Regions from separate parts of the Homo sapiens genome. Here regions 1 and 2 are each linked to region 3. The links are chromatin loops, found by intact Hi-C in ENCODE. Cell type or tissue: Panc1. All regions are shown on one strand.

Region 1 (2,500 bases), 110 kb after region 3:
GAAGAGGCCCCAGACTGGGAACAGGAAAAGCTGGCACCAGAAGGGTGGTGTGGAGGTGGAGGGCAGCCAGGGATGGGAGAGGATGGCAATCAGTGTATGCCCTGACCTGAATGTGCCACATCTGTGCTCTGCTGTCTAGCCGGTGAGCTGTTTGCAGAGCTCTGGCTTTTGGATGCAAACAGCTCACCAGGACCCACATGTCTGGATGGTGGGGAAACCACTCCTTTCCCGTGAGCAGGCTCCTGTCTTCCCTTGTGTCTCCTCTGTGTAGGGAGGTGTCCTGCTCATTCATGCAGGGACTTCAACAGAAAGATGACCTTGCATGTGGGGAAAGGAATGGAGGTGCCTGAGACAATGCCTGGAGCCCCAGCTGCTCCCTGCTCCCCACATCCTGCCCTCCCCAAAATGGGGTTGAGCACCCAGCCCCACCCACCGCCATGGATCTCAGTGGCCCCTGCCTGCTCCTCCCAGGAGAGTGGAGATGTAAGGTAACTGGGGGGACTGTCCAGGCCCCCATGGGCGCCTCTGGTGAATGTCCATCCTGCTGCTCCCTAGAAAATTCCCTGCAAATAGAAGACGGCAAGGAGGGCTGCGAGCTGAGTGTGACTGTGGGTGAGGCCACTCACCTGCTCAGAGCCCCAGTTTCCACATGAGAAATTAGATCCATCCTGATGGTTTCTAGAAGTTAGAAACATGCAGTGGCAGTTGAAGAGCTTCTCAGTTCTGACCTCGGGACACACGTGTCCCCTTCCTTGGGGACTGCCTGTGCCACCTCCACTGGCTTGGTCATCTGGGTTCATGGTTCACACCCACCCTTCCAGGCTGCGGTTCCCTCCTGCTCCAACAGAAGGACCCTGTAGTGGAGGAGTGAGGGTGTACCTGGACACCAGCGCAAGATAGGAGGGGCCCCTGATTTCCCGGACGCCAGCTCGGAGCAGATGGCCTGGCAGGGAGGTTTTGCTTTTGCGCAGGGCCACAGAGCAAGGTAGGAGGGGCATCTTCAGATATTCTCAACCGGAACTCCTTATTCACACCAAATTGTGTTCTGACTTCCACCGCCATTCGTTCATTCATTCATTCATCCACTCAACAAATAAGGAGCAGCTGCGTTCCAGGCGCTGGTTGTGGCTGTGGCAGGGTGCAGGGAGCAGAAGTACGCGGTGAGACGGTGCATGCGCGCGCAATCAGATCCGGGTTAGCAGGATGCATCTTTGAGGTCCCCAAACCAAGCCACCTGCACGGACCCAATATCTCTGGCGCGTCCCGAACGCCGTGGATTGGCGTCTGCCGCCCCCTGCCGGCGGCGCGCTGCACTGCAGACACTGAACTCGCCCAATGGGTGCGCTGAGGGTGGAAGACCCTGACCCTGCTCTTCAAACCTCAAAGGGCAGTTTCTTCTCACTGATGAAGGGGCTGGTTGCTGTCTTAAGCATGTAAAAAGGAGGGCCATGCCTTTGAGGAGTGAACCGGGTTGTCTCATAGATCTGCTTAGGTTTGATTCAGAGCATCTCCAGCGCTCCCGTCCCTGGTGCATTGTAGAGACAGGAGCTGGAGGGGCCTGGGGACCTGCGGACCCAGTGTCACCTGCCCATACCCTTACACATTTCACAGACTAGGAGGGACAGGGAAAAGGGCTTTGCACATTCAGGGAGAGTTAGGGCTAAGACCATGCATGGGGCCCTCATCCCCTGACTTTCAGCCCAGGGCTCCTCCCATAACCCCGGAGTCCTCAAAGAAGCCCTGGGACAGCCTGATGCTCCTCCTGGGAGGACTGAGCTGGGGACCAGGGCTGGAGTAGGGGGTCCTTGTGTGGCTATGGTCCTTCCAGTCCCTGTGAGCTCGGCTATGACTCGAGTTAATGACCTTGAGAAAGCTCTGAGCCCTTTAGGCAAATGCAAGACGGGTTATAAGCTACAAGAGCAGAAAAACAAAGGGAAAGCGAGGAAGCCGGCTTTCTGGATGGTCTGGCAAATGCAGATCCCAAGCCTCTATACCGCAGAGCCAGGCCCAGGTGAGTGGTGTGGTTCGCCATTTGCTGGTTTGGGTCCTGAAACTCCTCATGTGAACCCCATGTTTCCTTCTCCACATCTGGGAGGTGACCAGGCTGGGCCTCACCTTGTTTATTGGGCTAAGGGCACTGCCTCTCATTAAAATGCAAATTCCTCAGGAAGGCAAGGCCTCGAATTATTAAGTTACTGGTAGAAAGTTTTAAATACATTTCTTTAAAAAGATGTGCTAAGGAGATTAGAAAAAGCTGGGAGACACGGGCTGATCAGCGATTATTGTCCCCAGGGAGCTGACTTGCGCATTTCAGGGGGTAGTGGTGGAGGTGGGCTCTGTGGGAACTACATGCTGGGTACAGGCTGCCGGGGAGGACCTGATATCTGGGAGCAGGTGACAAGGCCTCTCATCCTGACAAACTGTGGGAGATGCATAGCTGAGGAGAGAAGAGGGAGTGAAGGGAGTGGGGTCAGGCCCAGTGTCCCAGGACTTTGTTAGG
Region 2 (2,500 bases), 420 kb after region 3:
GTTTTAACCCCCATGGGCCAGCGTCCTTCCCTCCCAATTGTCCTGCTAGAAGAAAACGTTTCGCTCTCTCTCGGGTATCCAGCTAATCGTTAAGGCAAACAGCAGCGCCCCTTTTCCTTTCATCTCTTGCCCCATTTCTGCACCTACAGCCTCACACCTTCTTCCCGGGACACAGCACTGCCAGGAGCCCATCCTGGTTCAGTTCAGTACCCAGGAGGAATCCCTCGGGCCGACTCCCAGGACTTTGTTTCTTGGACTTCACCACCGCCGCCTCCCCAGCACAGCTCCCGCAGCCCGCACCCGCCCACAGGGTCTCCGCGACCCTAGAGCTTAGGGAAGAATTGCCGAGGGGCGGGGGGTCCCTCATGCGCATGGAAGGGACGTACGCCCCAGGCCTCCACCTTCCTCCTGACCCCGGGGATTCTTGGACGTCGATTCTCCGTCTCGTAGGGGCGAGGGCCCTGGGTTCGCAGTCAGACGCGGGCCCCTCTCAAATCTAGTGGCCTGGTTTTATTGAGTGGGGGAAGGCACATATTTTCCAAGATTAACTGCCCCGCAACAGGGAATTTCGCAGGATTTCAGTATTTTCGACTCCCCAGGTGACGCCAAGAGGGTGGGTTCCACTGTGCACGGTGGGGAAACTGAGGCTCGGAGGGGACAAGGAAGGTACTCGAGGTCACGCGGCTCCTCCGGCGGGCGGGAACGCAGGACGCGGAGTTGGGGCGCGGGCTGTGCGCGCCCAGGTTCGCGGCTCCCGGGGCTCGGCTGTCGCAGCGCGGTCGCCGCCGAGGACCACGGTCGGGGCGCGGGCGGGCTCCAGTGCGCAGGCGCGGCGGGCGGGAGGGGACGCGCTCCGGGCGCGCGCGCGGGGCAGCCGGCGCCCCAACTCCGCCCGCCCCGCGCCCCGCGCCCCGGCGCCTCGCCGCCCGCCGCCCGCCCGCCCCGGCGCCGCCGCCCGCGCCCCGGCGCCCCGGGCCGGCGAGGGGCGCGCCCGCGGCCGCGGCCGCTGCATGGCGCTGAGATGGCGGGGGCGCCGCGCGGCGGAGGCGGCGGCGGAGGCGGCGCGGGCGAGCCCGGGGGCGCCGAGCGGGCGGCCGGGACAAGCCGCCGGCGCGGGCTCCGGGCGTGCGACGAGGAGTTCGCTTGCCCAGAGCTGGAGGCGCTGTTCCGCGGCTACACGCTGCGGCTGGAGCAGGCGGCCACGCTGAAGGCGCTGGCCGTTCTCAGCCTGCTGGCGGGCGCGCTGGCGCTGGCCGAGCTGCTGGGCGCGCCGGGGCCCGCGCCCGGCCTGGCCAAGGGCTCACACCCGGTGCACTGCGTCCTCTTCCTGGCGCTGCTCGTGGTAACCAACGTCCGGTCCCTGCAGGTGCCCCAGCTGCAGCAGGTCGGCCAGCTGGCGCTGCTCTTCAGCCTCACCTTCGCGCTGCTCTGCTGTCCTTTCGCGCTGGGCGGCCCCGCCCGGGGTTCCGCCGGGGCCGCTGGGGGGCCAGCGACCGCCGAACAAGGGGTTTGGCAGCTCCTTTTGGTCACCTTCGTGTCCTATGCCTTGCTGCCCGTGCGCAGCCTGCTGGCCATAGGCTTTGGGCTCGTGGTGGCTGCGTCGCACTTGCTGGTCACAGCCACCTTGGTCCCCGCCAAGCGCCCACGTCTCTGGAGGACGGTAAGTGCAGCCGCGCACCCCTCATCTGGTCTCGGACACACTTGCTGGGACGATGCTGGGAATGCCCGGAGTCGGGCGCGCTTTTTCCTATGCGGCGGGTGGGGACACTGAGGCTCCGAGTGGGGGTGTGTTCAAGGTCACTCCTACGAGTTGGGGACGCAGTCGGGGCTGGCACCCTCCGGCCAGGGCTCTCTTCAGAGTTACAATCCACGAAGCGCCCCTGGCGTGAAGTGTGGAGAGGGGAGACAGGTGTGGAGAGAGAAAGGTTTGGCCAAGGTCAGGGAGCTGATGAGCGGCCAGACGGCGGCCAGAGGGGTCCGCCGGTCTTTTGCCGCACCCATCCCCACAGAGGGACTGAAAGTGGGCGAGGAGAGCAGACCCCCAGGGCAAGCTCCAAGGCCGGCTCTGCGCGCAGCGCTGGGCTCTTCCCCTGCGCACCTAGAGCGCGTGCTGGGCTCGCCTCCCAACCCTGCGGACCCGAGGGTGGTATATGGGTGGTGGGAAAGGACTTCGGCTCTTCCAGCCTTGCTGGCCACCCTTCTGTGGACATGCCTCCGGCCCAGAAAGAGTGGGGTTTGCCAAGGTCAAACACAGTCTAGTCCCTGCCGCTGCCACTCGGCGGTTGCCCTGACCCTGCCTTTTCTGCGCCCGAACTTTGTCACTGTCTTCCCAGTCGGGCGGGCGAGATGGTTGCAAGGACGGGGACGCTGTCTGCCTCCCGCGGACTCTTCCTGGGCCCTGGAGGAGCCTGCTCTTCCAACTGCCCGGAGGTGGACGTGGACCAGAGGTCTTTGCCCCACGGCGGGGCTTTGAGAGCTTCCCCTTGTGCCCATCTCCAAC
Region 3 (2,500 bases):
CATACACTTATGCCCCACACCACAGTCACAATCATGAGACACATAGATTCATATATGCTCCACACACAACACACATGAACACCCATTCATACACCACACACACACACCATCACCTCACAGCAGGTACACACACATCCCATACACACATGCCACACATTCGTGAGCTGCACAACACACCCACACAGGTACATATACTCATCAGTGCACACACATAAACTCTCACAACACATGCATTATATAAAACCCACCACATGCCACAAAATGCACTGTAGGAAAATGAGAAAGCAGAGACCAGCAGAAGGTAATGTAAATTAAACACCACTTTAAATCTTTCCAGAGCCAGAAATGACCACAGATAACATTTTAATGTATTTTCCTCAAGACATTTTCTGATAGGTTTTTCAAAAATAAAATAAAATGAAAGTAAACTTGCTTCATTGACTTAAAAAAGGAAATGAATGGCAGATGAATGGGTAAATGAAATGTGGTCTATCCACACAACAGAATATTATTCAGCCTTAAGAAGGAAGGAGGCCGGGCGCAGTGCTTCACACCTATAATCCCAGCACTTCGGGAGGCTGAGGTGGGCGCATCACCTGAGGTCAGGAGTTCGAGACCAGCCTGGCAAACATGGTGAAACCCCATCTCTACCAAAAATACAAAATTTAGCTGGGCGTGGTGGGAGGGCCTGTAATCCCAGCTACTTGTGAGGCTGAGGCAGGAGAATCGCTTGAATCCAGGAGGTGGAGGTTGCAGTGAGCCGGGATGGCACCATTGCACTCCTGAGTGACAAGAGCAAAACTATGTCTCAAAAAAAAAAAAAAGGAAATTCATCTCAGCCTCCACAGTATCTGAGACTACAGGCGCACCTCACCACACACGGCTAATTTTTGTATTTTTTTTGTAGAGGCGGGGTTTCACCATGTTGCCCAGGCTGGTCTAGAACTCCTAAGCTCAAGCAGTTAGCCCACCTCGGCATCTCAAAGTGCTGGGATTACAGGCATAAGTCACCACACCCATCCTAAAATGCTTGATTTGACGTTAAGTATTTTTTATTGCAATTAAACAAATGAGCAAACAAACGCAACAGGAGATGGAAGGCTGTGTCTTGATCCGTGGGAAGGTGGAAAACAGCTGAGGGTCAGAGGCACCCCTTCCTGGAATCTCCTTCATCACCCTTCTTTGAAGACCGGTCCTCTGTGTCCCTGGAGAGGGGTCACCGAGGCGTTGCTGCTGCCTCAGGGACAGAGGCGTAGTCTCATCGACAATGATACCGTTATTTCAGTGTCTGTCCAGCAGGGGGAGCCAGGTGCCCGGGAATGGCTTCCCTTGGCTCCTTCTCAACCCCCACCCTCCTGAAGTCTAGCCCCAGAGCAAGCAGAACCAGATCCCAAACCTCACCAGGTTCTGTGCTCAGGCCCTTGCCTGGACACGTGGACTCCGGGCAGAAGCATTACTTCCAGGGAGAGTGAAGGCCCAGCGGCCATGTGTTCCCCTGATCTGGTAGAAACACCAGGATGTTATTTCTTCCTCTTAGAAGAGGCCACTTGAGTGTCAAGAAAATGTTCTCTTACAACTATTTAAGAATAAGAGGAATCACAGAATAAATATCATGATAATGGTGAATCAGGGCTTGATCAGGAGAGAGACTACACCGCAACCTGAATGGGGAAGTTTGGTGTAAAGAATTATGAACCGGCCGGGCGCGGTGGCTCACGCCTGTAATCCCAGCACTGTGGGAGGTCGAGGCAGGAGGATCACCTGAGGTCGGGAGTTCGCGACCAGCCTGACCAACATGGAGAAACCCCGTCTCTACTAAAAATACAAAAATTAGCCGGGCATGGTAGCACAAGCCTGTAATCCCAGCTACTCGGGAGGCTGAGGCAAGATAATTTCTTGAGCCCCGGAGGCAGAGGTTGCAGTGAGCCAAGATCATGCCATTGCACTCCAGCCTGGGCAATAACAATGAAACTCCTTCTAAAAAAAATATAAATAAATAAATAAATAAATAAATAAAATAAATAAATAATTATGAACGCTAAGAGGGGATTCCTGAGAGGACCCCAGTGCACACAGGATCGCAGACACAGGGAATGGTGCCGGGGCCAGCACCCACCGAGGGACAAGCAGGGAGACAGGTGCTGTCCAGGGCACACCCCATGGTCAATCTCATTTATGGCGGCAGCCTTTCCACACTCAGGGTCGGGGGGATGCACCGTGGAAGGGGCAGGTCCCTCTCTCCCATGGCTCAGCTCCTCACAGCCTGTGTTAAACCCACCTGCCCTGCAGAGGCCATGGGCACCACTGGGCACAGAGAGGAGAAGTGAGGGCCCTGCCTTAGAGGGACCTAGGGGCAGTAGACACAACTCCCTGGGAGTTTGTTGGGGCATGGTTGGTTCCATGGAGGAGAGGTGTTGGAACCCAACTCTGTAGAATGGCCAGGGCTTCCCCACTGCAGAGCCAGGGTGGGGAGTCCAGGAAAGGGAGCATTGCTCCCTGG

Evidence for each region. Peaks named below come from ENCODE experiments on the same cell type or tissue, not always from the same donor. Only the 100,000 strongest peaks of a DNase experiment are listed, where the experiment ranks them.
Region 1: it touches region 3 in a loop (13-fold over the local background); 101 of 110 quality-filtered maps call a loop at or near these places.
Region 2: it touches region 3 in a loop (3-fold over the local background); 6 of 110 quality-filtered maps call a loop at or near these places.

What each region holds. Positions count from the first base shown.
Region 1 is chr7:45,258,910-45,261,409 of GRCh38, forward strand. LOC107986736 (a long non-coding RNA gene) reads right to left here and starts at 1,155. Exons shown (of 2, transcript XR_001745014.1): 1 at 627-1,155. In Panc1, CTCF peaks have their summits at 1,023 and 1,294 (motif pointing left); a DNase peak (open chromatin) is centred at 1,322.
Region 2 is chr7:45,573,523-45,576,022 of GRCh38, forward strand. It overlaps ADCY1 (adenylate cyclase 1), which reads left to right and starts at 846. Exons shown (of 20, transcript NM_021116.4): 1 at 846-1,660. The coding sequence starts at 1,022. RefSeq lists an enhancer at 1-420 and a silencer at 1,232-1,331. In Panc1, CTCF peaks have their summits at 1,196 and 1,397; no DNase peak of the experiment used is centred here; H3K4me3 peaks cover 1,034 bases; H3K27me3 peaks cover 1,052 bases.
Region 3 is chr7:45,153,489-45,155,988 of GRCh38, forward strand. No RefSeq gene overlaps it. Among named protein-coding and RNA genes, the nearest start is that of RAMP3, 3.1 kb to the right of the region's middle. In Panc1, a CTCF peak has its summit at 1,301 (motif pointing right); a DNase peak (open chromatin) is centred at 1,343.